Linked DNA regions of Homo sapiens: all the other regions are linked to region 1. A link is a loop called in an ENCODE intact Hi-C map of the cell type or tissue named here. Cell type or tissue: ovary. All regions are shown on one strand. Links, peaks and the distances in the headings refer to the core of each region. The heading gives the core; the rest is flanking DNA. Region 1 overlaps LINC01056 (long intergenic non-protein coding RNA 1056). Region 2 holds the start of LOC124904950. Region 3 has its middle 6.0 kb from the start of BIRC7.

The links. Hi-C counts contacts between places; a loop is a spot of excess contacts. Peaks named below come from ENCODE experiments on the same cell type or tissue, not always from the same donor. Only the 100,000 strongest peaks of a DNase experiment are listed, where the experiment ranks them.
Region 2: a loop joins it to region 1, with 2.4 times the contacts of the local background. A loop is called at or near these places in 24 of 110 quality-filtered maps.
Region 3: a loop joins it to region 1, with 4 times the contacts of the local background. A loop is called at or near these places in 26 of 110 quality-filtered maps.

The regions. Positions count from the first base shown.
Region 1 is chr20:63,051,523-63,062,250 of GRCh38, reverse strand. It overlaps LINC01056 (long intergenic non-protein coding RNA 1056), which reads right to left. Exons shown (of 6, transcript NR_033369.1): 4 at 10,500-10,629; 5 at 8,985-9,346; 6 at 8,388-8,739. Among named protein-coding and RNA genes, the nearest start is that of LINC01056, 19 kb to the right of the region's middle. RefSeq lists enhancers at 965-1,806, 1,807-2,649 and a silencer at 5,609-5,809. In ovary, for the core only: a CTCF peak has its summit at 5,663 (motif pointing left); DNase peaks (open chromatin) are centred at 6,000 and 9,150.
Region 2 is chr20:63,239,443-63,249,510 of GRCh38, reverse strand. BIRC7 (baculoviral IAP repeat containing 7) reads right to left here. Exons shown (of 7, transcript NM_139317.3): 6 at 9,901-10,068; 7 at 9,016-9,255. The coding sequence ends at 9,906. NKAIN4 (sodium/potassium transporting ATPase interacting 4) reads left to right here. Exons shown (of 7, transcript NM_152864.4): 3 at 616-696; 4 at 1,736-1,933; 5 at 5,427-5,487; 6 at 6,888-6,972; 7 at 8,005-8,727. The coding sequence ends at 8,014. LOC124904950 reads right to left here and starts at 6,850. Exons shown (of 2, transcript XM_047440633.1): 1 at 2,753-6,850; 2 at 177-2,655. The coding sequence starts at 4,704. The coding sequence ends at 3,628. RefSeq lists enhancers at 24-855, 856-1,688, 9,767-10,068. In ovary, for the core only: no CTCF peak of the experiment used is centred there; no DNase peak of the experiment used is centred there.
Region 3 is chr20:63,225,264-63,234,560 of GRCh38, reverse strand. No RefSeq gene overlaps it. Among named protein-coding and RNA genes, the nearest start is that of BIRC7, 6.0 kb to the left of the region's middle. RefSeq lists a silencer at 660-855 and enhancers at 1,619-2,818, 2,892-3,661, 7,219-8,173. In ovary, for the core only: no CTCF peak of the experiment used is centred there; a DNase peak (open chromatin) is centred at 3,510.

The DNA of each region.
Region 1 (10,728 bases), core at 1,477-9,476:
AGTAAAGGAAAGGCCGAAAGAGCTCCCCCACATCAGGGTGAAGAAGAACACGGACAGGACACGGACATAGACAGGACATGGACACAGACAGGACACGGACATGGACAGGACACGAACACAGACAGGACACGGACATGGACAGGACACGAACACAGGACACGGACATGGACAGGACACGAACACAGACAGGACACAGACATGGACAGGACACAGACATGGACAGGACAAGGACATGGACACAGACACGGACAGGACATGGACATGGACAGGACACGAACACAGACAGGACACAAACAGGACACGGACACAGACAGGACACAAACAGGACACGGACATGGACAGGACACGGACATGGACACAGACACGGACAGGACACGGACATGGACAGGACATGGACATGGACACGGACACGGACAGGACACGGACATGGACAGGACACGGACACAGACAGGACATGGACAGGACACGGACATGGACAAGACACAGACACAGACACGGACAGGACACGGACATGGACACAGACACGGACAGGACATGGACATGGACATGGACAGGACTCGGACACAGACATGGACAGGACATGGACACAGACAAGACATAGACACGGACAGGACATGGACATGGACAGGACACGGACACAGACAGGACACAGACAGGACACAGACATGGACAGGACACGGACACAGACAGGTTATGGACAAGACATAGACAGGACACTGACAGGACACGGACAGGACATAGACATGGACACAGACAGGACATGGACATGGACACAGACACAGACGCGGACACAGGACATGGACATGGACACAGACACAGACACGGACTCGGACACGGACACAGATATGGACAGGACACGGACACAGATATGGACAGGACACGGACACAGACAGGACACGGACAGGACACAGACACGGACACAGGCAGGACACGGACAGGACACGGACATGAATAGGACATGGACACAGACACGGACAGGACACGGACACGGAGAGGACACAGACAGGACGTGGACATGGACAGGACACGGACAGGACACAGACAGGACACGGACAGGACACGGACACAGACAGGACATGGACACAGACAGGACGCAGACACAAACAGGACACGGACACGGACAGGACATGGAGGGCTTAGTAATGAAACCAGGCTCTCCCTTCCTCTTGGGAAAAGCACTGGAAGGTGCTAGGCACCAGAGGAGGGGCCAGGGAGTGCCAGGAGGTCCTCCAGTTCCCCTCCCGGCCCTGATGGGACATCAGGGGTCCCTTTTCTCACCCAGGCCCCTAACCACTGTGGTCACCCCTGCCAGAGCCCCCCACCCCCAGGGCCTTCCCTTGAGTGACGGATCCCTGGCAGCCTGTGTCAGGGCCACTGCGAAGGCTTCAGAGGGCAACTCTCTGATCTTTCTTGTGATGAAGGCCCCCACCCATCTGGTGGGGCTGTGGCTTGGGCTGGGATCCTTCCGCCTTCCGGGCACCCTGCCCTGGGCCAGGGCTTCTTCCTGCTCAAGGAAGCCCTTCTCCTGCAGCTCAGGCCCTCTTTCTTGCCAGAGCCCCGAGGCAGGAGGCTGGGAGAAGGGAAGGGGGCGTGTCATGCACAGGAAGTACCCCCACTTCACCTTTTCCTGGGTCGGGGACAAAGGGCCAGGCACTGCTGGGGGAAGCAGGACTTCCACAGAGCCCCAGGGCCAGCCAGGAGGGGACTGGAAGGTTCTGAAACAGCTTCCCAGGCAGCCTGAGGAGGGAGGCCACAAACAGCTGGGAGGAGGGACCAGGACAGGATCTGTCTCCCTCACTGAACAGGGATGCTCAGCCGCAGATGGTGACTCACCCTGTGAGCTCTGGGCGCCGGAGCAAGGCCAGCTGGCTGATAATTGGCCAGGACCGACTTCGCTGTTTTAATATCCCGAGTGCCACTCTCCCGCCAGCCTCAGGGAACCATTTCTGTCAGGGCTTTTCTAAGCTTTGACTCCCACTTTCTGCCAAACACCATCGGAAAACAGCCCGATTGTCCCACCTGCTGAGGACCACAGCCATTGTGAGCTTGCGTGACCCCAACAAGCCCTCTTAGGGCCAGGACCCCTCCGAGGACGAGGAGCTGAGTGGGGCTTAGAGCCTGGCCTTCTCCTCTTCCCACACGGGTGGGGGCTCGCCCCACACTCCAACAAGGGAGCCCCCGGCCAGGCAGACGATGGGGTCACATGGGGGCAAGAGATGGAATCAAAGATATCACAAACCAACCGGAGCCGCAGGCAGAACAAAGCAGAGCCAAGGGGGCCTCCGCGCCCCTGCTGACCCTCTCGGGGGCTGCACGCACAGCCGGGGTCCACCTGACCCACTGAGTTAGCCCCAACTGCCGAGGGAGCCCCAGAAGTTGGCTGAGTCTGCAGATGAGGGAAGAGGCCAAGTGCCTTCCCCACGTGGTAGCTGCACGGGGGTGCCCAGGCAGGGCACCGAAGGTGGAGGAATGACCACAGGCCCTCGCGATCAGCCCTCGCCCCTTGGCTGCAGGCTATGCTGTGGCCGTTGTCAAGGACATTTGGAAGCCGGGCGCAGTGGCTCACACCTATAATCCCAGCACTGTGGGAGATTGAGGTGGGCAGATCACTTGAGGCCAAGAGTTCCAGAGCAGCCTGGCCAACATGGTGAAAACCCGTCTCTACTAGAAATACAAAAAAACTAGCTGGGCATGGTGGTGCACACCTGTAATCCCAGCTACTGGGGAGGCTAAGGCACGAGAATTACTCAAACCGGGAGACGGAGGTTGAGGTGAGCGAAGATCATACCACTGCACTCCAGGCTGGATGACAGACAGAGATTCCATCTCAAAAAACAAAACAAAACAAAACAAAACAAAAGGACATTTGGAGCCAGCGCTCACAGTGGCCTGGCTGCCAATCAGTGTGCCCTTAAAAGCTGAATCCAGAACCAGGTAAGGGTGAAATGCAAGGACCCCAAAAAGGGAAAGACACAGACGGTGCAGCCTGGGACATGTGCTTGTTCCTGCGTGTGTCTACTGTGTCTGTTCGCTGGTGCTAAGGAGCTGGGGTTGATCCTGGAGGAGGCACCTCCTACCTCCTCCCATCTGGAGGAGGCACCTCCTACCTCCTCCCATCTGGAGGAGGCTTCTCCTGCAGTGGTGCCCAGCCCACCTGAGCCACAGCTGAAGGGCCTTCGCCAGCCCCTGTGGCCTCCCAAAGGGGAAAGCGGGCTCCTTAATGGGCGAGGAGCTGGATGACCAGCAGGCAGCAGCACACCCTCCCATGCCTCCCGCGCTCTGTGGACAGCCACCTCTGTGCGCTCTGGAGCCTGGGGCTGGTCAAGCCTACAGGGCCCCACCACCTGGGAAAGGGGGAAGTCACCTGTGGCCCTGAACTGGGGGGCCTCAAGCCATCTGCCAACAGAGGAAGTCAAAGGCCACCAACAGGCCATGCTGACCACAGCCTGGTCACTGCTGGCGCAGAAGAGGGGCTTGGAGTCCGAGGACTTCACCATGAGCACCGTAGGGAGGCAATGCCAGACCCCTGTTGGTGTGGTGTGTTTGAGGATGCACACAGAGCACAGGTGTGTACACACTCCCATGCAGGCACTCACAGAGCTGGTGCACACAGGGCAATCCACACACACGTGTACACACAGAGCAGTCGGACCTCTCTCTTGAAGCTGTATCCAAATATGCTTCCCTCTCACCCACAGATCCCCCAAGGCAGGGGCTTGGGGGTGTTTCCTGAACCACAAGCCGCTCAGGAGGGAGAACAGTTAACTTTGTTTCCCAGCCCTGTGTCTCAGCTGGATCCACAGACTTTAATAGAGTTTTACAAGAGCTTTGCCCTGATCTGTGCTGGCAACCAGAATTCAAACATCACCCATTAACGCCTCGTGAAAATGTCCTCAGTGTGAGTGACTGACAGGGTTTGGGGTGCGGCATTGCCTCTTCTCTTCTTGCATTTTTTTCTCTTCTCACCAGATGGATTTATTGAATTGGAAAGAAAGTCACAGAAATATTTTGTCTTATATTGGTAGTTAAGATATGAGATTAGCCAGGAGAGAGGGGGAAGAAACTTCAAAAAATGAAGGACAAGAATGTTGGGGCCAAGGCATGCCCCCTTCAGAGAGAACAAAGGAGACGCTGCAGCTCCAGGGGCTGCTGAGCTGCTGCAGGACCTTGAGTCCTGCTTAGACCAGGAGAACTGGACACTGCTTCTGGCAGCAGCTGAACAGGAGGGAAAGGTACCTTACTCTTTCCCTGTGTACAAAGGAGTGACTGAGTAAACAAATGAGTGAGTGAGTGTGTGTAAATAAATTAATGAATGTGTGTGGATGAGTGAGTGAACAAGTGAGTGCATGTGTGTGAAGGAATGAGTGAGCAAACAAGTGAGTGTGTGAATGAATGAGTGACTAAAGGAATGAGTGGGTGAACAAATGAGTGAGTAAACAAATGAGTGTGTGTGAATGAATGATTGAATTAGCGAGTGAACAAATGAGTGTGTGAATGAGTGAATGAAGGAATGAGTGAGTGAACAAATGAGTGTGTGAATGATTGAGTGAAGGAATGAGTGAACAAATGAGTGTGTGAATGAATGAGTGAAGAAAGGAGTGAACAAATGAGTGTGTGAATGAATGAGTGAAGGAATGAGTGAACAAATGATTGCATGAATGAATGACTGATCAAATGAATGTGTGAATGAATGTGAGTGAACGAGTGAATGAAGCAATGAGTGAGTGAACAACTGTGTGTATGAATCAGTGTGTCCATGAATGAGTGAATGTGTGTGAGTGAATGAGTGAAAGAAATGAATGAGTGAACAAGAGTGAGTGAACAAATAAGTGTGTGCATGAATCAGTAAGTGTGTGCATGAATGAGTGAATGTGAATGAGTGAGTAAACAAATGATTGTGTGTGAGTGTACAAATGAGTGTGTGTGAATGGGTGAGTGAACAAATGAGTGTGTGTGAATGAGTGAGTGAATGAAGGAATGAGTGACTGAACAAATGCGTGAGTGTATGTGAATAAGTGAATGAATGAGTGAACAAATGAGTGTGTGTGAATGAATGAATGAAAAAAGGAGTGAACAAATGAGTGCATGTGTGAATGAGTGAATAAGGAAATGAGTGAACAAATGAGTATGTGTGAATGAATGAGTGAATGAAGGAATGAATAAGTGAACAAATAAGTATGTGAATGAATGAGTGAACAAATGAGTGTGTAAATGATTGAGTGAAGGAATGAGTGAACAAATGAGTGTGTGTGAATGAGTGAATGAGTGAATGAGCGAGTGAATGAATGAGTGAATGAGCGAGTGAATGAGCGAGCGAATGAGTGAGTGACTGCATGAGTGAGAACCTGGGAGTGCAGGCGGGGCCGAGCCGCCGCGGTCACAGTAGCACTGGGGGCGGTGGGCGGGAGACCCCTCCTTAGAGGCCCACGTGCTGGACCCCTCAGCTCTGCCAAAGATGAAATGCCCCCAGACGGGCCAAGGGCTACCCCCAGTGGTTGCAGTAGTGATGGCGCCTCCCCATCCCTGTGGCTGTCGCCTGTCTGCTGCTTTCCCCAGAAGACTTGGGGGCCTGGAGACCCCAAAGTGTGGCGTCCACTGCCAGCCCCGCCAGCCCCGCCAGCCCCGCCAGCCCCGCCAGCCCTCTGCTGCCCTCTGCTGGCCAACTCGATCCACAGCGGCTCCTGGCGGTCGAGGGGAGGGGGACCAAAAGGGACCACAGGGGCGAATTGGGACGATGTCAGCTCCTGCCAGCATCACGGAGCCGGTTGCCACAGTGACGGGCTGCTGTGCGGGCCCTCTGCAAAGCAGGGAGTGCAGCCGTCCTCATTCCACCAGAGCCAAATTCCTCACGCTCTGCCTCCCAGCGAAACCCATGTGACCACGGGCCCAGGGAAGGGGGAAGGGGTGTGGGAGCGGCCGGGCCACTCTGTGCCCCGGGCACCCTGGGCATCGCAAGCCTGGCTCTGCCTGGGACGCCCTCAGCTGGCCCCTCATTCCTCCTTCCAGGTCAGGCCTCCAAATGCTTTCGCAGCCCTGTCCCCGCCAGTCAGACCCGGAGGATGCCAGGGGTCGCCAGTGGCTGCCCTGCCCAGCTCAGAGAGGAGACGATGTACTCAGCCAGAGTGGAGGCCGGGGGCCTGACAGAGGCAGGCGGCACCAGCCAGCCCCCCAGCCCTGTCCTGAGGCTGCTGAGCATGACACCCACTGGGGAGGTGGGCAGCTGACCCAGGGCCTGGCAGGGAGCCGGCTGTAGCACTGCCTGAATCAGGACCCAAGCTCCAGCTGCTCCTGCTCCAAGCTGCCCCTGGCAGCTCTGCCAGCATGCAGGGCACAGCCATGGAGAGGGGACACCCACATGCACTGGGCCAGCTGCAGGCCTGCAGGGCCACCGGGCATCTCACCCATCCTGCCACCCAGCGAGGACAAGGGGCAGAGGAGGAAGCATGGCATGAGGGAGGGTGGAGGGGGAAGAGGGGAGGGAGACCCCATGGCCTGGGCCCCAGCCCACCCCCAGGCCCAGAGCTGCTGTCCACGTGGGAGGACTGGGGCCCCAGGAGGGCGGAGGAAGACCCAGCTCCCGTGGGAGGCTGCCAGGGACTCCCCTGCAGGTTAGGAGCCTCCAGATGTTGCTGCAACATCGATCTTTCCCATTTCTCGAGTTATTACTTTATGTAAACAAACACGAGAGTTGCTGGTTCTAAATAAAGTTGTTTGTCTATGTAAATTAATATATCATATTCTCTCCTGAAATAGAATTATTTGTCTCTGGAGGAATCACGTTAAAGACTGACATAGGGTATAACTGTATCATTTACATATGCAGATATGTCTAATTATTCAACTTGCAATTAAAGGCTTGTGTGTCAGCAAATGAGACTAATTAGACACATTTATCTATGATAATCAGCTTTTTACAAACAAAATAGATCCCCCTTGGTTGATCAGGGAAAGCTGCTGGACCGGGGCCCTTCTCCCGTCGGGCACCTCTCACCAGCCTCACTCCACACCCCCCAGCTACACCCCAGCCCTGGTTTGTGGGGGACAGGGAGAGCCCAGGCTTCCCGCCCTTCAGAGGTGGATCTGAGGCAGCAGTCACGAGGCCTCTCAGTCCCCACTGGGGTTGGGCCCCAGCTGCCCAGCCCTCCACTGCCCTGGCCCCTCCGGCTGCCCCGGCCCCTCTGGTGTGCTCCTGGAACTGCCCCCTATTAACTCCACACACAAACCCTGGTGGGGCGTGCCCAGAGGGCTTGAGGAGCTACTACCTTGCTTTCAAAGCTCTGTGCCTTTGAGACCGTGACTGTGTGGTTCACACCCCCATCTTCAAGGCTGGACTCTCCTGGCCCATGGACCCCGCTGGTTCTCCCCTTCCTGGGCACCCCAACTCCACAGCCCTGTGCCCCTTGACCAGGCTGTTTCTGGCCAGGGTGGGCTGACATGCCGGGGACTTGATGGCCCCGGAGCAGTCTCCAGGCAGGTCCTGGGTGAGAAAGCCCTGGGCAGCTGAGGACCTGGTGAGGCTGAGCCCAGAAGCCTGGCCGTGGCCTGCCTGATGGCCGCCCTGGTCACTGGGCATCTCACCTCCCACTCACCTGCTGCTGTGCTCTCAGAGTCACCTCCAAAATAAACAACTTTCCCTCCTTAAGTAGGATGAACAGGGCCCCCAAATATGTCCACCCATAACCACAGAATGTGGCCTTATTTGGAATAAGGTCTTTGCAGATGTAATTAGGGTAAGGATCATGGATTAGAGTGGGCCTCAAATCCCATGAAGGGTGCCCTCATAAGAGATGGAGAAGCTGAGACAGGTAGATTTGGAGAAAAACGCCACGGAAAACAGAGGCAGAGATTGGAGTGATGCGGCTGCAAGCCGGGGACACCAAGGAAGGCCTGGAGCCACCAGAAGCTGGAAGGGACCAGGAAGAAACCACACCCCCTCCCAGAGCCTCCACAGGAGCCAGCCCTGCCCAGAGCTTGCTTTCAGATGTCCAGCTCCAGAACGGAGATGGAATGAATCCTCGTTACTTAAAGCCACCCAGTTTGAAGTAACTCGCCGCCACGCTGGGACACCTCCCATTCCTGCTTCGGGATCTACTTCTGGGGAAGCCCAACCTTAACCCGTCATATTTTTCTTTAAGTTAAATAAACGAATTGATTTAAATACCTGTTTTAGCCTTTGACCTAAGCAAAAATATCTGTGAAATCATGGGCTTGATATACAAATTTAATTTTTCCAAATACACACTCAAAATAAGTACTCGTAAAATGTAAATGGTCATCGAAGCCTCCGCCACCTAATCTCCCTCTGGCTGCAGCCGCGCCATCCTCCGGAAGGAGGAATCACCATCACCGTAACCATCACAGACCAGCGCATATAACAATGCACTTTCAGATATCATTTCTAGATATTTATAGAACCTGTGGATTCCAGAGCAGTGTGCACACTGGTGTGTGTCTTTGTGTGTGCATTCACTGTGTCTGTGTATGCCTGGGCTTAAGGAAGAAGAGCGTGTCTGTGGAAGATGAAGAGGGCAGGAAGCCTCTTCACAAAGGCTCTCAGTTGCTTGGCGATGACTGAACCGAGAGCTGAGTGAAAGGGGTGGGCGTCAGCGGAGTACTTCTGTTGTGTGCACCTGAGCACGGGCTCACAGAGCTCCTGGAGGCCCCGCAACCCGACTGTTCAGTCGAACAGAGGACATACCGGGAGGTCCACCACTGTGTCCACCGCTGTATTTCCAGTGCCTGAAGGACCGACCGCCCCATGGGAGGGCTGAGAACTTGTCTGTGATGAGGTCACTAACAAACAAGTGAGCTGGACCCCTGGGGAGGGTCAAAGAAGGAGCTCTGACAAGGGGCAGGGGATGAGGTGAGCCTGGCGCTGAGAACAGGGACAAGCAGATGTAGGGCCCCTGACCCTCAGACCTGATAAGGAGGGCCCAGTCCCTTCCCACCTCCGTGTCCCGGATGACTCCATTGGCCACACCCACCCAGAGGCCAGAGACAGATTGCTGGGACATCCATGGAGGTCAGCCTCCTGGGGCCCAGAGCGGGGCTGGAGGGGTAGGGGAGGCTGGGCTCCCGGGGTCTTGCTACGGCCTCTGTTCCGGGCTCTGGGCTCATCTGTGCCGGGGCGTGAGTCACTGGTGCATGGGCTCGGCTCTCATGTCCTGGACTCTGTGAGCAGCAAAGCAAGGGGCTCTGCCAGGGCTTCCCCGCAGGGAGGCAGCAGACCCCTCACGCTGGTGGGCACTTTGGACCTTGGCTTTGCTTTCAAGTCCTGCCCTTTTTTAGCAAGTCGTTAGTATTTTAAGTGCCTTTCAAGAGGCTGAGCCTAATTAATTAGCCGTTTCTGAAAAAACAATTAGGGTTTCTGATAGGCATCATCCTGGAAAACAAGCAGAGTGCAAAGGCCAGGCTGAGGCCGGGAACCCCAGCAGCAAAGAGACACTCGCGTCCCCCAGCGTCAGGGAATTAGGACATTTGTGCCAGGCTGCCTGGCTAATTAGATTTCCAACAACTCCAGAGGGACCCGCTGAGGCAGCATCTAATTTAAAGCAGCCTCAGCCGGGCTTTGAGCTTGAGCATTTTGCAAAAAGACAAGACAGAGTTGGGCTGTCCCTGTGGGTGGGCTCCTGTCCCCTCTGAGCTCCAGGACTCCAGGCCCTGCCTGTCTGTCCACCTGCAGTTTCTCTCCCTGTCCCCTCCCTCCTTTCTGCCTCTTCCTCTGCCCCTGGCTCTCAGGCGTCCCCTTCCACCCAGAGGAAAGGGAAGTGACCTCCCAGCTCCTCACAGGGTCTACAGACGACTTGGCCTCCCAGTTCGGGTTGATAATAATTTGCTACTTAAAAATCTGCTCAGCTGAGGAAATTTGGTATGTCTTTTCCAAATAAAGCCTTCAATTGCCCCAAAATGAGTGACTGAAGAGGGGTCCTGCAGGGGAAGGAAGGGAGTGAGTGACTGAAGAGGGGTCCTGCAGGGGAAGGAAGGGAGAGCATGTTGCATTTCTGGGCATGCAGGGCGCTCTGTTGGCCTCAGTTCTCAGGAGGCCCCGCAGGGGGGTGGCGGTGACCTCCCATGACTGCAAGCTGAGTGTCCTGTAGGCACCTGCAGCATCTCCCCGACCTGTGGTGGGGGCGGTCTGGGGTGCCCTTGCCAGCACTGCCCTCTGTCTTTTCACCTGAGGAGGTCATAGGGCGCTCCCTTCGAGAAGAGGTGGCATGAGCTCCCTCCAGGCCGCCACAGTTGGGAGAGGGTCTAACGTTTGCTGTCTTCTGTGCTTATGGTGCCAACTCGCTCCAAAACTGCCGCCTTTGAGGATGCTTGGCTCAGCCCCCTTGGAAATGCAATTCCCCTTGTCCCCCAGCCATGGAGTGGGAGCAACTCCCCCTGCACCTTCCTCAAGGGCTTATGAGGCCACCTGCCCCTGCCCCTGGCCTGCCCCACAGGATCCCGATGGAGGGCCCGTCATTGTGGGCCCAAGAAGCCCACACCCTGCCTGGCACCCCTTGGTCTTGACTGTCCTCGGCCTGCCCGTTTGCTCCTCTGTGGCCTCTCTGTCCTGGGCACTGTGTTGCCCGCGTCCTCTGAGTCCTGCCACATGGACGGTCAGTGCTCCATACGCCACATCAAGTCCTGCAAGTTGTATAAAAAGTTAAATTTTGGGAATTGAGTTATGTTTTTGGATTCTCCAGAGGAATCAGCTGTTCGAAGGGATTCTATGGCTTCAGACTT
Region 2 (10,068 bases), core at 1,316-9,315, 190 kb before region 1:
AGAAAAATGTCTCTCTGCTCAGTCAGCATTTTCATTCAGTGCAGAACCAAATCATCGGTCCAGACCAGTAGTTTGCAGCTGACTTTTCCTGTAAAGGGCAGATGGTAAATACCTTAGGTGCTGTGGCCCGTGCAGTCCCAACGCAAAAGCAGCTGGGCTGTGTGTGCACAAATGGGTGTGGCTGTGTCCGCAAAACTTTATTTACAAAAGCAGCTGGCAGCTCTTTGGGGTGCTCTCTTGGGGGTGGCTTCTGGGGTGCTCTGCAGTGGAGGCCTGTGCTGTCCACGTGTAATGTCAGCCCGGTGAGGCGAGGACAGGTCACGGCAGCTCAGCCAGGGATGCTGTGTCCGTACGCCGACCTGCGCTGGGGCTCCCTTGAGCTGGCTGTCCCACCGCCTCATTCCCGGGGCACCCACGTGGGAAAGCTCTGAGACGTGTCCCAGGGTGGGCTTGGGGGACCCCTTTCTCCATGCTGTGCATCTGGGGGCCGCCAGACTCAGGAGCAGAGGCCGCCCCTCCTATGCGATCATGGGACCCCTTCCCCCGGGGGCTGGATGCAAGCAGGTGTGCCCGGGAGCTGTGTTCAGCTGCCGCCCCATCCTCTCCTCTCCCTAGTACACGCTGTGGGCAGCCGTCTGGGTCACCTGGAACGTCTTCATCATCTGCTTCTACCTGGAAGTCGGTGGCCTCTTAAAGGTGAGTGCAGACTGGGAGGCAGCGCGAGGTCCTTCCCTGGGGTCTGGGCCGGGCCCCTGGTAACACCCCCTGTGTTTGCTTTTCATCTGTCGTCTGAGGCAGGGGCTCAGTCTGTGCATGGCTCTGTCCCCAGCACCCAGAACAGCCCTGGTCTGTAGTTGGTAACTCAGTAAAGGTTTGGGGAAAGACCAGTGATTTGATTGGTGAAAGAAAGGCGTCTGTGGGTATTGGCAGGCGAGGGGGCTCCAGCTGGGGAAGAGGGGCCTCAGAGCAGGGGCAAACCCTGGCAGAGATCTGCAGGTGAATGGACACCACCCTCCTGGGGCCACGTGGGGTCCTTTGTCCCAGCCCGACCAACCCTCCAGGCTGGTAAAGCCTCGTGCCTCCTGCAATGCAGGGAACCAGGGGAAACGTGGGGGGAGGGGGTGGGAAAAGGCCATCGCTGAGCCGACCCTGACCGAGGCTGTTCAGGGGAAACAGGGTGGGGGCCATTGCTGAGCCCACCCTGACCGAGGCTGTTTCAGGCACTTTGCTTACAGCTCAGAGGGTGGTCCTAAAGCCAGGGTGGATGGATTTTGGTCTCCCCCAGGGGCTCTCTGCTCTGGCCAGTGTAGCACAGGTGGGCACTGGGGCAGGTGCCCAGCCAGGCAGACGGGCCCCCGCTTCCTGGAACCACACCTGGGGCTGCAGCCGGGAAGACTGTCCCGAGGCAGACACACGTCACATGGCAGCTTTGGCCAGCGACACGAGGAAGGGGCCCGGTGCCCCTGAGAGCGAGTTCTGGGGTCTGGGCAGGGAGGCCTTCCTGGAGGAGGAGGTGTGTGGGTCGAGGGCAGGCGCAGGAGCGGCTGGGAGGGCCTTGGTATTCCTTTCCCCACCATGGCTGGAGCCCTGGGGGCGGGGTGCAGTGGGAGGACAGGGGAGGTGAGAGGACAGGACCTCCCCTTGCCTCGGTGTGGTGGCGTCCCCGCAGGCTGCAGTGGGTGAGGCCGCCCACCTCCTGGTGCTAACCGGCCCTGCTCCTGCACCTCTCCCCTAGGACAGCGAGCTACTGACCTTCAGCCTCTCCCGGCATCGCTCCTGGTGGCGTGAGCGCTGGCCAGGCTGTCTGCATGAGGAGGTGCCAGCAGTGGGCCTCGGGGCCCCCCATGGCCAGGCCCTGGTGTCAGGTGCTGGCTGTGCCCTGGAGCCCAGCTATGTGGAGGCCCTACACAGTTGCCTGCAGATCCTGATCGCGGTGAGCGTGGGGAAGGGGGCCCCCGGGTGGGGATGGGTTGATGGGGGAGGGGACATGGAGCTGGGGGCTCATCTCCCTGAGGCGGGGCCAGCTGACCTGGCCTCAGGCGTGTCTCTGCCTTCCTCATCCCCCACCCTTGCTGGAGAGGTTAAGGTATCACGGGTGGGTCCCATGTGGCTGGCACCTCAGTGCCTCCTCTGCAAACCACCTCCCCCAGGCGGGGCCAACCCAGGCGCTTTCTCAAGTTGAGCGTGGTGTTTGCTGTGGGGAGTGGGAAGGAATCGGATCAGGCCGAGACACCCCGCCTCTGGCTTTGACGGCCCCAAGGAGGAGGGGCATGCATCTTCCTGACAAACCCATCCATGCGTGTCCCGCCTGTTCCCTCGGCTGCCCCGAGCCCATGCCGGTCACAGGAAGTGGACAGAGCCTGAGGCTGGGCTGGCAAGAAGCCCCTCAGCCTTGTCGGGAACCCTGGCGTATGCATCTGGCAAGGCTGGCGCCACGTGACCCAGGTCTGACCGGACAGGGATTCTGTGGCCCCGGGTGGCGCTGAGGAGCAGCTGTTGCTTGTGCGGGAACGGGACTCTGCCGTCCTCTCCGGCCCTGCACGGGTTGGTAGAGAACAGGGGCTACGATGCTGCTCCTGGTATGGCCACACGGCCACTTCCCCGCTGTGCCGCCTCTGTGAGCCTAACAACCTCCGTGTGCCTCAGCTCCCGCCTCTGTAAAATGCAGATGGTGTCAGTGCCTTCCTCGAAGTGCTCAGAAAGAGGCAAAAGCTGAGGCGGGTGTGTGGAGGGTGCTCGGTCAGCGTTTCACCTCAAGAGCTCCGGGGGCAGGGCCAATGTGACTGCAGCACGGCTGGTGCCGTCGCTGGAGGAACTTCTGACCGATCTCGAGGCTCCCTGGCTTTTCCTGGTGCGCACGGTGGTGTCGACGCAACACACCAGGTGGACCTGGGGCTTCCAGGAGCGAGGCTCCATGGCCGGCGGCTGGCGGTGGGAGCTGAATTCCAAATCTAAGGAGCCCGTGGCCTGAGCACACGTGACGGTGCGGGTGGCCTCGTGAGCTCCCGGGGCTCCTTCCTGGGCTCTGCTCTGGTCCTGCAGGAAATCAGGCCAGGAAGGTGCTGCCCCATAGCAAGGGGCCACAGACGCACCCTGCCAGCTCCAGTCGGGGCCTGTTTCTCCCACCAAAGCCAGTCAGCAAGGCACAGAGGGGGCCCCAATTGCCCCCAAAATGTGTGGAACCCAGGTGCCTGCCACTGGAGGAGAAAGAGCCAATTTCCCAAGTGTGCACATCAAAGCTCCTGAGATTAGGCTTTGTGAGGAGGCAACAGAAAAGAAGCTAGGCTGGGTGCGGTGGCTCACACCTGTAATCCCAGCACTTTGGGAGGCCGAGGCAGGCGGATCACGAGGTCAGGAGACTGAGACCATCCTGGCTAACACGGTGAAACCCTGTCTCTACTAAAAATACAAAACAATTAGCCGGGCGTGGTGGCGGGCGCCTGTAGTCCCAGCTCCTCGGGAGGCTGAAGCAGGAGAATGGCATGAACCCGGGAGGCAGAGCTTGCAGTGAGCAGAGATCACGCCACTGCACTCCAGCCTGGGTGACAGAGCGAGACTCTGTCTCAAAAAAAAAAAAAGGAAGCTTGAGGGGAATGAATGAAGAGTCTCTCGGAGGGGGCTGGCGTGCTATGGGAGCCGAGGCTGGAGGAGTGGGCACTCTGCATGGTTGGGGAGATGGGGCCTCCTGTTGGCTTTTATCCTGACTCCCAGGGATGGGAATTTCTTTGATAGGATGTAGTTTCTAAATTCCAGCCAGCTAGTCCTCGCTAGGATCTCGCCCCTGCTGTTTGCTTTGGAGGGTCTGGGAGAGGCTGGCGGCTTGGTTGGCCTCTGCCCAGCTGTGCTGGGGATGGAAATGGTGGTGGCAAGAGAGTCGTCTGACAAGGCCAGGCTCTGGGGGTTGGGGTGCGGGGCCTGCAGATCCCAGGCCTCCATGCAGCAGGGAGAGGGGAGAGCTTTGGGGTGGACCTGGGGCTGGAGCCAGGAGGATGGGCAGGAGGCGGTGGTGTGCAGGGCGGGGAGCATGGGGGTGTGGGACAGAGGTGGCCTGCAGGTCCCCAGGCAGGAGGGCACCGGCTGGAAGGGGCATCTTCCAATGGCTCCCCAAGCTCGGCTGCCTGTTCGGCGCCACGGCCAGCTCCGGGATGGGGGCGTCTTGGGCTCCTTTGGGGTGAGGAGGGGGACGAGCCGTGGAGGTTGCCCACCCTCACCGCTGCTCCCACCCTGGCCGTGGCATGGAACCAGAAATGGCCATTTGGGACAGCTTCTTGAGCTTGTCTCAATATCAAGGAGATAGGTCTGCCTGCTTGGTGGTAAGAGAGGTCTCCTGGCCCCTGACTGACCCCTAGAAAGGAGCTGGATTTCCAGGAAAGCAACCACCAACTTGCCTGTACCAGATGGGGTCGGGGGTCGGGGGGACGGAGCCCAAGCATGTCCAGCCCTGGGGCCTGGCCTGCGTGTCCTGTCTCCTCTCCTGGGCACGGTGGCCTTCACGGGGGGCTGTTGGGCCAAGTCTATGGAGGAAGAAACCAAGACCAGAAGATGAAGTGAATTTTTGGGGTCACCCGGCTGCTGAGTGGTTGGCCTGAGGTGCAACCAGGAAGGTTTCCTGCCTCGTTCCGGGGTCCCTCCAGTCACAGACCCACTGCCGCCTCCCTCGGTGTCTGTGGCCTGGAGTGCCCCTGGCCAGGCCCTCTCGCTCATGCTGTTGGTGTTTCTGGCTGCGGCAGCACTGCCCCCCCTTTGCCAGAGCCCTTTTTCCCTCAGTGGCCCTGGATGCAGGTGTCTGCGAGGTGTGTGGGGCTTTGCAGCGGCCTGCCCTCTGCCCTGGACTCCCAGTCCCTCCCCTCTCCCTGCCTGACCCCTGCCCCAAAGGCAGCAGCCAGCCCCCAACTCTGCCCGGAGTTGCCCGCTGGACCCCGAGTCCTCAGCCTGTCTCTCCTGCACTTTGCCGGGCTCAAAACCAGAATCCCAGATGGCTTGCTCCACAGAGGAGGAGGAACCCCTGGTGGCTGCTGGCTGGAGTGGGCTGGGGCCAAAGGCAAGAGGCCCGAGGGGACGCAGGGCTGGGACTGTGCTGGCCTGGGGTTCATCCAGCCTGGGCTTCTGTGTCCTCACCCCGCTCCCTGCAGCCACTCAGGCTGACCTGCTCATCTTCCCCACCCAATATCCATTATCCTCACCCACCTGCCCCCTACCCAGTTGAGTGGGGTGGGGTGGAAGGCAGGGGTGCGTCCGGAGCTTGAGAGCTGAGGATACCCACGGGTCAGCTCTCCCACTCCAAGTCACAGAGGAGGAACCTGAGGTCCAGGAGAGGCAGGGCCTTGGTGGTCAGGGGCGCTCCAGTGCTTCGGCCCACATCGCCTCAATGACACCCCACAGGCTCGCCTGGCCGCACTCACGCCCCTGCCTGTGGTGTCTTTCAGCTTCTGGGCTTTGTCTGTGGCTGCCAGGTGGTCAGCGTGTTTACGGAGGAAGAGGACAGCTGTGAGTATGGGGCCTCTGCAGGCAGTGGGGCGGGAGACGGCTACAGAGGTGGCAGCTCTGAGTCTGTCCCGTCTGGGGCAAGGCGAGAGACCTCCCCACTTGGAAGGGACCTCACGCCCAGCAGGGCCTTGCTCACGGCCGTAGGCCTGAGCGAGGACTCGCCACACACCAGGGAAGAGATTAGCAGAGGTCCTAGCCTGGGGGCTCCAGGGGTCAGCTGCCCCCCGGTCCAAGGACTCCTGTGCTTTGGGCTGGGCCTGCCCTCATGATCCCCGCAGTGGCCACGGGAGGAAGGTCTGAGCTCAGACTGCCCAGGTCCAGGCCGCTGCAGCCTCCAGGCAGATCGGAACCGGGCCCATGGCCAGGACGCTCACATCAGGCCCTCGGTGGCAGCCTGGACCCATCTGGGCAGGGTTTCATCTTCCCTTTGCTCGCCAGCCCGTCAGCTTTCCTGTGATTTGCAACACGAGTGGTCCACACTCAGGCGCCCTCGCTGGGTCCCCTCGTCCTGGTGTGGTCTCACAGGAAGACCCTGTGGAGAAGGATAGAGCCGGGTGGGGAAGGGCAGACGCCAAGCAGGGTCTGGGTGTGCCCAGGGGTCCTGGTTCCTATGGACAGAACTCTCCCTGGGGTCAGAATCCAGTTCAGAACCATCTGTCCCCAGGACTCCAGGGGCCATGGGGTCAGCAGTCCACGTGTCAAAGGGCACCCTACCCTCAGACCAGGCCTGATTCCAGAGGCGAGGAATGCCCTCAGAGCCTCGGTCCCCAGCGCCCAGCATCCCTCAGCCACTCTGCTGCTGATCCTAAACCATCACTCAGAGCTCAGCCAGCTTCCTGGGAGGAGGCAAACGACTGGTTCCATTCAAACATTTTAAGATGGGAACCCCATTTGAACCTGGGGTTCAAAATGCCTCGACTTTGCCCCGCAAGCCCCTGCTGCCTGCTGGCTGTGCAGACACAGTGTCAAGGAAGCCATCGGTCTGAACATGACGGAGGGCGGCGGGAGAGTGGGCGGAACACGGTGCAGCCCCTGCACAGGCTGGAGGACCCGGGCTGTCCTGACCCCACTGTCCCCCGAGGCCATCCCCACATAGGCCGAGGACCCGGGCTGTCCTACCCCTGCCGTCCCCCCAGGCCATGTCCCCGCACAGGCTGAAGATCCGGGCTGTCCCACCCCCACTGTCCCCCGATGCCGTCCCCGCACAGGCCGAGGACCCGGGTGTCCCACCCCCCCCGTCCCCCCAGGCCATGTTCCCTCTGCTGTCATGTCAGGGCTTTGGGCACTGTCTGTGCCCCCAGGGACCCCTTGGGCTTCTTTGTCTGGTTGGGCTTGTTTTCCACTCTGACATCTTTTCCATTGTGTAGGTTTTGTTTTATTTGGGTCTTGATTTCTTTCAGTTGATTTCATTGGTGGATTTGATCCATTTCCTCTCTACCATGTCAATGAAAAGCCATCCAGTCTCTTGTCCAAGCAGGTGTACTTGTAAGTATGGCTGGCAGAACCTGCTCTGCGGCCAGCCTGGCCAATCTGGCCCTCACAGCGAGAGGCTGCCTTCCTTGGGGGCCTCACCAGGCACCTGCCTGTCCGTTCTGCCATCCATCCGTCCATCCATCCACTCTCACTTTTCTAACATCTGCTTCATGCCAGGCTCTGGGGTGGTACTGGGGCTGCAGAGACCTAGGACCCAGTCCCAGCCCAGAAGCTCAGAGCCCAGCAGAGATGGAGACTGTGGGAGGGGGTTGGGTCCAGGAGTCGGCTCTGAGTCGGGGGCCGCAAGGGTGTCCTGAAGAGCCACTTCCCAGCAGGCGGCATGGGGGTGCTGTAGGGGTCTCTCTGTGGCAGGAGCTGGGGCCCTGGCTTCCTATCTGGCAGAACCAGACTTGTTTCTTGAAAGGCAGTGTCCACAGCTCTGCAAACCCCAGACTTTGGCATGGGGTGCCAGGGCTCCCACCTGGCCTCCTCTGAAACAGCTTTTGCCACACAGCCCGCCCCGTACACAATCCTAGTTTGGGGCTCAGAATAGGTGGCTGCACCGCCCCTGGGCTGCCCAGGCCCCCAGACACACCTGATGGCACGCCCCTGGGTAGCCCCTGGCTCTTCTCTCCTAAAAATGAGGGCTGTCCCGGCAGGGGCCGTTCAAGGTAGCAGGAGCCCAGCTCCCATGTCAGAGAACAGGGGAATAAAGACCTGGGAAGGGGTGGGGTCACACGCAGACCCTGAGCCAGGGACCCAGGCACACCCCTGGGTGAGCCCCCTCTCCACTCCCAGCCCCACAGGCCAGACCCCACTGAGATGTCAGCAAACAGGCACAAGACGCTGACCTGCCGGCACAGAGAGAGGCAGTGGGGGCTTTCCAGAGCCTCAGTCCCACCCATCTCCTTTCTGCCAAAGGCCTGAAGCCGTCCACTGCTTGGACTTTGTTCCATTTCAGGTTCTCCAAGGGGAGGGGGTGGCAGCCCCCAGTGGCTGCCCCAGCCCTGTTCCCCCAGGTGCTCTCTGACCTTGTCCCCACAGGCCTGCGTAAGTGAGGAAACAGCTGATCCTGCTCCTGTGGCCTCCAGCCTCAGCGACCGACCAGTGACAATGACAGGAGCTCCCAGGCCTTGGGACGCGCCCCCACCCAGCACCCCCCAGGCGGCCGGCAGCACCTGCCCTGGGTTCTAAGTACTGGACACCAGCCAGGGCGGCAGGGCAGTGCCACGGCTGGCTGCAGCGTCAAGAGAGTTTGTAATTTCCTTTCTCTTAAAAAAAAAAAAGAAAAGAAAACATACAAAAGAAAAGGCAAAACCCCACATGCCCACCTCCTCTGGCAACATGGGGGTCACAGCTCTGCCCCCAGGCTGTCGTCTCGTCGAGGAGCCCCTCCCTCAGGTGCCCACCTGGGGCTGCTGGACCCTCGGGCTGCAAGCACTGCTGCTGGGATGCAGCCTCCCCAGGAAGTCAATGTGAGGCCCGAGACCCCTCAAGCGGTGAGGGCCCCTGTTGAACATGGAGGGTTCCTAACCCCAAACTCGTGCCAGAAGAACCCCCACCCCACCCAGGAGCTGAGGCTGATGGAGCCCTAGGGTGGGGGCTGGGCTTGACCAGGAACAGCAGAGCCAGGCCCCAAGGCATAGGGCAGGGCACATGGTGGTGACGAGCAGGCAGTACTCTTGTAAAGGGGGCTCTTGGGCAAACAGTCCCAAAGGCTCCCCCAGGTATCATCAAGTTGGTAAATAAACAGGAACATGGCCCTCACCCACTCTGTGGAAGATGCCGAGCTTGGGGGACAGTCAGGGGTACAATCTCAGGTGGGGCCTGCGGCCTGCCCGTTCCAACAGTCCTTAAAATACTGGAGGATAAGCGCGAGGGGAAGGAGGTGAGGGGCCTGGAAGGGGGGTGTCTGCGGGAGTGGGGGAAGTTTGGGGAGCAGCCTGGAGCCAGCTGGACCTGGGCAGGTGCTGCCCTGCCAGCCTGGAGAGGTGGTGACCTGTGTCGGGTTGGGTGGGTGGGGAGGCAGCTCGTGGTCTGGAACAGGCTGCTGGGTACCTCCAGGGAAAACCCACTTTATTTCTATTCAGAAGCATCCAAACAGGTACAGTTAAGCCATCCCCCACGCCAAGCAAGGGCCTCCTTCTCCACCCTGGGCGGTGGTCGGGGAATCAGGGCTGGTCAGTGCTGGATGGACACCAGCTCTGCCATCCTCAGCAGGCCCAGAACACAGTCCAGAACAGGCAGAGAGGGGCAGGGAGCCCACTCTGCAGCCCACCTGGCCGGCCATGGCACCTAGAGGGAGAGGAGGGGTGGGTGAGTCAATGGCAACCGACGGGGCCCACCTAGCCAGGGGCCTCAGATCCCAGAGTTCCCTGCCCGACCACTTTGTCCCCTGCCAGATCTTCAGACACATCCCGGGGGTAACTACAGAGGCTCTGGGGAGCCCCGAGGCGGTCACAGCACCTGTCCCTCGGCCAGTATGGGGTATCCCACCCACTTCTCTAAGAACAGGTTCACACACCCCCTTCCCGTGCAGGTGTTCCCACCATGCCTTGGCCCCGGGTTGAAGCCAGGCCAGTGTCTCGCTTGTGTAAGCCCAACCTGGCCCACCCTGTTTCCCCAAACGCCTCCAAAGCCGGCTTTCCTTGACCACTGAGGAAAATCAAGGCTGAGAGGAGCCAGCAGGCGTCAGTTAATGCAGGCAGGCAGAGCTATGGTGGCCGCCAGGGCACGGTGCCCGAAGGACCAGGCCCCAACCTAAGCGTCAAGGGAGGTAGTAAGATTGATGGGCGCTATCAGCGGGACCTGGGAGCCGGGTAAAAACAAGCTGACGCTGCCACCCGGGAAGGGCCTGCATGGGTTCAGGAGGGCCGGGCACAGCCGGCTCAGGGCCCCCTCCGCAGGAGGGCTGGCTGCGCGTGGTGCTGGGGCGCTCACCTGGCCTAGGACAGGAAGGTGCGCACGCGGCTGCGGACGGGGGCTCTGCAGATGGGGCACAGCTGCAGGCCGGGGGCACACTCAGCACAGACCAGGTGGCCGCACGGCACAAAGACGATGGACACGGCGCGGTCCAGGCACACCTTGCACGTCCTCTCCTCCTGCAGC
Region 3 (9,297 bases), core at 1-8,000, 170 kb before region 1:
CTGCTGAGGATAGAGCCCAGAAGCCAGGGCTGCAGGGCGCAGAGGGAGAGGCAGCAGGAAGCTCAGGGGCATAGGAGGGGAGGGCTGTCGGGAAAGGGCCTGAGGGCCAGCAAAGGAGTTAGGCTAGACACAAGGTAGAACTTCCCAGTGTGTTTTCTGGGATGATCTCAGGGTACCTCGCCTTCGCCCCCTCTCTGTCCTCCAGTGCCCACCTCGCCTTCGCCCCCTCTCTGTCCTCCAGTGCCCACCTCGCCTTCACCCCCTCTCTGTCCTCCAGCGCCCACCTCGCCTTTGCCCCCTCTCTGTCCTCCAGCGTCCACCACACCTTCGCCCCCTCCCTGTCCTCCAGCGACCACCTCGCCTTCACCCCCACGTCCTCCAGCGCCCACCTCGCCTTCGCCCCCTCCCTGTCCTCCACCGCCCCCTCAGCACAGCGGTTACCTTTGGTCACTTCAGCAAAACCCCGGGTGTGGGCCTGGGGCCCTTTCAGGAGGACGTGGGCCTCAAGCTGGGTGGATTTGCTGCCTGGTTCCCAGTCTGCCCGCAGTGCACCGGGGAGGTGGGAAGAGGGGCCACTGTCTCCAGCCTGCTTCTTCCAGGGGAGAGACACATGCAGCACCCAGGTTTGCTCTGAACTCTCAAGCTGGGGACCCTCTGAGGTGGGCAGGCAGCAGAGGCCGCTGCCATGGCCTGTTATGGGACCCTCTCTTCCCACTGCTTGGGGCTCGGAGAGGAGACAAGGTTGGTGTCACTCCTGGAAGTGGAAGGAAAGGCCCTGGGGCCCACTGGGGAGTTGGGGTTAGCTGGGCCATAAGCCGAGCCCCGCTCCTCCGGTGGGATCGCCCCGAGGTCCTGTGCACCTCCAAACCCAGCAGGTGTTTCTCCACACGCATCGCAGTGCCATCCCAGTGCGTAACTGTGCAGGGAGCTGCTGAGGGGCGCTCAGCTGCTTTGCCGTGTGCGGCCGGCCCAAAATTCTCAAAACAAGGACTATCCATATGTTGCTTATTTAATTAAATAAAAAGAAATAAGGAGCTAAAAATAATGGTCATGTGCCTATTCCAGAAGTGTCGGGAATACTGGGAGTATAAAGAAAGCGAAGTTCGATGTCTGAGCCATCCCTGTGGGCACCGGGGCGTGTGTGTCTGGATTTGGCAGTTGCCCTGCAGCTTTGCAGGATGATACCGTGGGGTGGGGCAGGGTGCATGGACACCTCTAGGCTTCTTTGCAATTCTGCATCTACAATGATTTCCAAATAAAAGCTGGGAAAACCCATATGCCTTCTCCCCGCTGAGCGGTAAGCACTGCTGTTACTATTTTGCTGTTTTCTTCCAAACATACCCTAAACATCTTTATTTGCTATTTGCCCATTTTTCAAAATGAATAAACATCTGTCAGTACCTAGGAGGGCCCCCTGTGATGCCCCCTGGATCCCTGTGAGTCTTTACAATTAAGTCTCCCAGCTGAGAAGATGTCAGATGGGGAGCCGTGGGGAGAGGCCTCCAGGTCAGTGAGAAAAAAGCCCTGGGCCCAGCAGGGACTCCTAGAAGCCCCAAGACCCCACAGTGACTGGGATTTGCAGCTCCCTGCAAGATTCAGAACCAGCAGGAGTTGGAGGAGAATATCCCCAAATTGCCCCCCACAGTGATGGGGACTAGCCTATTAAGGCAGGAAAAGAGGACCGTCGTCAGGGCCGGGCTCAGCATTCTCCACCAACAGCTCACACCTCCCCCAAAGCCACCCAGCCATCCGGGAAAGTCCACGCCCTGAAACTGCGTGTGGGTGCCACACGAATGAGCCCTGCTCTACTCCATGAAGCCTGGGGTTGGGGCCACGTGGGCAGATAGGTGGACCCGCTGGGCACAGGGTTCGTCTTCCTGTGCAGAGATGGGGGGTCTCAGGAGGGGCCTCCAGAGAAGAAAACATCTCCCCCAGGGCTCATGCCTGACCTTTCACCGCCAGAGCCTCACAGTCTCCTCCTGTTAACTTTTCCTCTGGGAATGCTTTGTGAGTCATTAACACTTTAGTATAAACAAGACTCTCAACTTTCTCAGAAGGAAGTTAGTGGGATTTTTAGACGGGGATGGGATCAGCCTGGGATAAGAGGGCTGAGTCAGAGCCTGTGGAGGTCCAAATGCTCTGAGCAGAAGGTGAAACCGTCAGAGGCATGTGAACCAGAGCAGCTCCGTGTTGAACGGGAGCTGGGTAAAATGGTAAAATGAGGCTGAGACCCACCGGGCTGCATTCCCAGACGGTGAAGGCATTTTAAGTCGCAGGATGAGACAGGAGGTCAGCACAAAATACAGGTCACAAAGACCTTGCTGATAAAACAGGTCGTGGCAAAGAAGCCGACAAAAACCCACCAAAACCAGGATGGTCACGAGAGTGACCTCTGGACGTCCTCACTCTCCACCAGCGCCAGGACAGTTTACAAATGCCATAGCAACATCAGGAAGTTACCCTAGATGGTCTAAAAAGGGGAGGCATGAATAATCCACCCCTTGTTTAGCGTATCATCAAGAGATAACCAAAAAAGTGGGCAACCAGCAGCCCTCAGGGCTACTCTGACTATGGAGTAGCCATTCTTGATTCCTTTACTTTCCTAAGAAACTTGCTTTCACTTTACAGACTCACCCTGAATTCTTTCTTGCAGGAGATCCAAGAACCCTCTCTTGGGGTCTGGATCCGGACCCCTTTCCTGTAACAAAACTGTCTCCACAGGGCTGACAAGAATTGCATGTCGGGTTCTGGACAGAAATATTATTATAATTAAGCATTAATCAGACTGCACGGTGGCCCGCTTTCTCGCTGCTAAACATCACCACGTTGCCCTCGGTCGTGACCACTGTGTTCCCACAGATGCGATCCCTGATATTACAGTCATGAGGCTTTTGTTGATTCCTTAAGATGTTTTTCAGACCCCAAATTCCAGCAACCAGTTTGAAGACCCTCATGGAGGGATGGGATCCACATGAGAACAGCTTCTTCACTCTGTCCTGTGGCTTCACCCTGCAACCTTCTACTAATCAACCATCTGCACATTTGGCCCACTCCAAAACTCTGGAAAACCCCAGCCTCAAGGCAGGAGGACTGCTTGAACCCAGGAGTGCAAGACCAGCCTGGACAACATAGCGAGGCTCCATCTCCACAAAAAAATTTTAAAAACATAGCTGGGCATGGTGGTGCACAACTGTGGTCCCAGCTACTCAGGAGGCTGAGGCAGCAGGATTATGCGAGCCCAGGAGTTGAAGGCTGCAGGAGTGGTGGGCAGGGAAGTGCTGGCTAGAGGAGGGCATGGTCCCTGGCTAGGGCTCCACGCACAGGCCTGTGCCCACGGACCTAGGTGAGGATAGACACACCCTGCCTTCATGTCCAAATGTTGCATTTCCCAAGACCACCCTGCCCTGCCACGCCCCCATCTGGTGCCTATAGAAACCCTGAGACCTAGCGGGCAGGCACCTAAGCCCTGGACACGGAGAGGAGCCCATTGGCAGAACACACAAGCGGCTGGACGTCGAGAGGCCATCAGGGGGAGCACGCCGGCAGAAGAGCACACTGAGACTCCGGCAGGCGATCAGCTAGTGGAACGATGCAGAGTTTGGTTGGGATGGTTGGAGGAGAGCCCCGGCTGCTGAGCGGCCTGATTCCAGGGGAAAGCCATCTCCCTTCTGGCTCCCCCATCTGCCGAGAGCTACTTCCACTCAATCAAACTTTGCACTCATTCTCCAAGCCCATGTGTGATCTGATTCTTCCGGCACAGCAAGAACCCTGGGATACAGAAAGCCCTCTGTCCTTGCGGTAAGGCAGAGGCCTAACTGAGCTGGTTAACACAAGCCACCTACGGACGGCTAAACTAAGAGAGTGCCCTGTAGCACATGCCCACTGGAGGTTCAGCTGTAAACATTCACCCCTAGAAGCTGCCGTGGGGCTCCCTGCCCATCTATATGCTCCCCTAGGGGTTTGAGCAGCGGGGCCCCAAAGAAGCGAGCCAGTCCCCATCGCAGGCCCTGCAAGGGGACAAGGAAATCTTTGCCATTTCACTATGATTGTGCCCTTGAATTCCAGCGTGGGACTGTCTCAAAAAACAAACAAACAAACACCAAACAGACACCAAACAACAACAACAACAAACCCCAGCCCCAGATTCCTCTGGGAGATGGATTTGAGGTTCCCTCCCAGCAACTTCTTTAGTGACCCTATGATTAACCCCTTCTTTGCTGCAACCCAGCATCTCAGCATACAGACTTGCCGTGTCCATCGGCAGCAAACTATCATAGTTACAAAGAGACAACTGGGGCTAGGAAGGAAGAGAGTTTCCCTCCAGCTGTAGCAGGAGGAGTCATAGACAAAATTCCTCAGACACTGGATTGTGGAAGGAAAGAGCTTTATTCAGCTGGGATCGTCGGCAGACTCACGTCCTAGAAACCGAGCTCTCCGAATAAGTGATTCCTGTCCCTTTTAAGGGCTCACAACTCTAAAGGGGCTGTGGGGGCGGGGGTCGTGATCTATTGAGCAAGCAAGGGGTATGTGACTGGGGGCTGCATGCACCAATGATCAGAACGAAACAGAACAGAACAGGGAGTTTCATGATGCTTTTTTACACAATGTCTGAATCCATAGATAGCACAAGCCCTGAGGTCAGAGGTTGAATTTTAACACCAGGTCTGAAATGTGGTCCCCAGTTGTCTGTGATTTTTCACTTCTGCCAATTCTAACTTCTACTTTTTCAGCAAACAAGAAATTAAGTATAAGACAATATAAGGAATGGTCTCCTCTCTGACAGCTAGATGTCAGCTTGCTTTGGGATTCACTGGGAGGGTCCCAACCAGGACAGTGTGCCAAGCCCTATGCTAAGGCCATCACCCACATTCCCTCACTGATCTCCTCAGTTACCCTTCGAGATGGGCACAGAGCTTATTTCAGAGGTGAGGAAACCGAGGCTCAGAGAGGGGCACAATGAGTTGGCTGAGAGCGGAGATGGAGGGCCAGGAAGCCTGTCCAGGGAGGCAGCGGCAGCCGCTGCCGGGGGAGACATGATCCCCACGCGTGGGGTGGGGCCGCAGGAGGGCGATGGCCTGAGAACCTGCCGGGAGGCCAGTGCTCCTGTACCCTTCTTCATCAGGGAGGGGAGACGGGGAGTGTGGACGGTTCTTTTGATGGGGCATGAGTGATCTTCGGGGAGAAGGGAGGGACTCCAGAGACAGGAACTAACTTGTAAGTGATTCCCTTTGGAATTCGAATGACCTCCAGAGGAGACATTATCTGGGGCACAGGTCCGTCCAGGTAAGGCTGCATTGCTGCTGCCCTCTTTTCTGAGGTTTCAGGGAAGGGGTGGAAGGTGACTGCGCTTCTCCATGGTGGGGCCCGGCCTAAGGCAGAAAAGGGGTTTCAGGGAAGCGGTGGAAGGTGACTGCGCTTCCCCATGGTGGGGCCGGCCCTAAGGCAGAAAAGGGAAAATCACAGCAGAGCCTCTTCCAGCATCTGCCGCCCTTCAGTGGCCTCTGACTTAGAGCAGTGAGTACGCCCGGGCACCATATGTGAGCCAAAAAAAAATTCCAAGCCCCTAGTTGACTGAATGGAGCCCCCTCTTGGCCAACGGTACTCAAGGAAATCTGAAAAACAAGTTCAGCCCATGACAGGAAGGTGGGGGCCAGACAGGCCTCGTGAGACCCTCCTCCTTTTGGAGTTCAGGAACGACTGACCAGCGTTAACATTAAAATCGAGCTCTTAAGCCTGACAAAACAGGCCAGGCGCAGTGGCTCACGCCTGTTATCCCAGCACTTTCGGAGGCTGAGGCCAGAGGCTCTCCTGAGCTCAGGAGTTCAAGACCAGCCTGGGGAACATAATGAGACCTCATCTCTCAAAACAAACAAAAGAACAAATTAGCCAGGTGTGGTGGTGTGCACCTGTCCTCCCAGCTACTCAGGAGGTAGAGGCAGGAGGATCGCTTGAGCCAGAAAGGTCCAAGCTGCACTGAGCTGGGCCACTGAACTCCAGCCAGGATGACAGAGGGAGATCCTATCTCCAAAAAAAAAAAAAAAAAAAAAACACCAAACTGACTAAACAGACTGTAAGATCCCGAATGCCAGCCTGACTCTGGCATAATATCACATGACAAACAAGGAAAGAAAAATATTTTATCCCCAAATACATTTCTTTGCCATAGTTTGGAAAGGCCCTATTGGCCGGGCGTGGTGGCTCACGCCTGTAATCCTAGTACTCTGGGAGGCTGAGGCGGGTGGATTGCCTGAGCTCGGGAGTTCAAGACCAGCCTGGGCAACACGGTGAAACCCTGTCTCTACTAAAATACAGAAACGTAGCCGGGCGTGGCAGCGTGTGCCTGTAGTCCCAGCTACTCGGGAGGCTGAGGCAGGAGAATTGCTAGAACCTGGGAGGCTGAGGTTTCAGTGGGCGGAGATCGCACCACTGCACTCCAGCCTGGGCGACAGAGTGAGACTCCGTCAAAAAAAAAAAAAAAAAAAATCAAGACCGGGCACGGTGGCTCACACCTATAATCCCAGCACTTTGAGAGGCCAAGGGAGGCAGACCACCTGAGGTCAGGAGTTCGAGACCAGCCTGACCAACGTGGAGAAACCCTGTCCTTACCAAAGATACAAAATTAGCCAGGTGTGGTGGTGCATGGCTGTAATCCCAGCCACTTCGGAGGCTGAGGCAGGAGAATCGCTTGAACCCAGGAGGCACAGGTGGCAGTGAGCCCAGATCACGTCATTGCACTCCAGCCTGGGCAACAAGAGCAAAACTCCATCTCAAAGAAAAAAAAAAAAAAAAAAAAGAAAGAAAAGAAAGAAAGAAAAGGCCCTGCAAAGCCATCTTGTGTGGGGGAAAATTTGTGTCTGTAAGGAATCTCTATTAACATAACTAGCTCTTTCCCCTTCCAGGCCCTCCCAATCCTGAAGAGGTTACCTGAGGGTCCAGCACCTTCTAAAGGTCTGCATAGGAAACATTTGCCATCTACTGTCTTTAAGGACAGACACCTATGGGACTTCATCTTCATAGTAAGAACCTCAGTCTCCACAACCCCTTATCTTAACCCAGATGCTCCTTCCTATTGGTCTTTAGATAATAACTTAACTCTTTCAACCAACTGCCAATCAGAAGATCTTTGAATCCACAATCCACCCAGGACCCGTAAGCCCCCACCTAGGACCTGTAAGCCCCCAACTAGGACCCGTAAGCCCCCACCTAGGACCTGTAAGGCTCCACCCAGGACACGTAAGCCCCCACTCAGGACACGTAAAGCCCCACCTAGGGCCCATAAGCCCCCACCCAGGACCCGTAAGGCCCCACCCCCTGCTTTGAGTCGTTCTGCCTTCCTGAACCTGAGCAATGTACACCTCACATGTACTAACTGATGCCGATGTCTCCCTAAAAGGTATAAAACCAAGCTGTCACCCAACCACCGGGACACATGTGCTCAAGACATAATAAGACTGTACCTCAGGCCATGGCCACCGGTATTAGGCTCAGAATAAACCCTTTAAATATTGTACAGAGTTTGGCTCTTTTTGTCACACGTATTTTGGGGTGAAATTCGCCGGGCTGCTTCACCATCCTGGCCTGCTGTGGCATGGCCATGCCCCACACCCAGATCTGCCTGACGAGGGCCTGGGACAGAGGGGCCTTGGGGGCCTGGTGTGGTACTGCAGGATCTCGGGTTCCCTTCCCCACCCTTGCCCATGTCCTGCTTAGAGATCTGTTTGTGGCGGGAAAACCTTGGGGCGGGGTCCAGCCTGCCTCCACCTGTGGGCCCCACAACCACTGCGTCTGGGCCGTCCAGTCCTGGCAGTCCTGGGATTCTGGGTCAGTGGCTGCAACGAAAGTCTGGGCTTGTGGTTGCAGTCACATGAGGCCAGGTCCTGCTCACCTCCGGGCCGTGCCGGCTGGAATGAGGCTGGACCTGGAGCCCACATAAGCTGAGGAGAAGGAGGAAAGGGGTGGGAGGGAGGAGGAGGAAAGGGGTGGGAGGGAGGAGGAGGAAAGGGGTGGGAGGGAAGAGGAGGAAAGAGGTGGGAGGGAGGAGGAGAAGCTCCAATTCCTGTCCAGGCCTCAGGCCTGGGTTCCCAGGAAGCTCAGCAGGTGTATGCTGGGCAAGGTGGGCCGGTAACCCCTGTGACAGGCAACCCTCCCGCACCCAGCCCCACTCCTGCTGAACAACCCTAAGTGCCCTCACCAAAAGTGGCTGAGCCGGTCCCCTCCTCCTCAGCTTGGGGGGCCAGAGCCTGCCAGCACTGGAGCAACCCTCCCTGTGGCCACAGAGCAAGGACTCCAGGGGACCGCAGGGCTCCGGACAAGTGCATCAGAGGCCCACAGGAGGGGCTTCCAGCTTCTGAGGCTGGCAACGGCATTAAGAAGCTCGAAGTGAGACAGGCAGGCTGGCTAGTTTCCTGTTTTCAGATGGTCTGGAGGGGCTGGGCGCGGTGACTCACACCTGTAATCCCAGCACTTTGGAAGGCTGAAGCAGGTGGGGATCACTTGAAGCCAGGAGTTGGAGACCAGCCTGGCCAACATGGCAAAACCCCGTCTCTACTAAAAAAATTAGCTGGGTGGGGTGGCGCGCGCCTGTAATCCCAGCTACTCGGGAATCTGAGGTGGGAGAATCGCTTGAACCCAGGAGGCGGAGGTTGTAGTGAGCTGAGACTGCACCACGGCACTCCAGCCTGGGCAACAAGAGCAAGACTCCATCGCAAAACAAGGCCAGTGCAGTGGCTCACGCCTGTAATCCCAGCATTTTGGGAGGCCAAGGCGGGCGGATCACCTGAGGTTGGGAGTTTGAGACCAGCCTGGCCAACATGAAGAAACCCCATCTCTACTAAAAATACAAAATTAGCCAGGCGTGGTGGCGCATGCCTGTAATCCCAGCCACTTGGGAGGCTGAGGCAGGAGAATCGCTTGAACCCTGGAGGCGGAGGTTGTGGTGAGCTGAGATCACGCCATTGCACTCCAGCCTGGGCAACAAGAGCGAAACTCTGTTTCAAAACAAAAACAAAAACAAAAACAAAAACAAACTCAGGACCCCAATTCACTCTGCCACAAGAAAAAAATTAAACTAAAAGCTAAGTCATGTGAGAAGCTGCCTTTCTTTTTGTTCCTAAGCAGGTAGTTACAGATAACAGGTGAAGCATCTCTACAGGAGACGTTCACCTTATTTCATACAAGTGCAGGTTTCCGAGCATGAGAGGAACACACAGCTGACGATTCCCCTGCCTGCTCCTCTTCTCTTGCAGCATGTGATTACCAAGGCCTCCCTCTTGCCCCTCCAGCCTGCTTTCCCCCCCT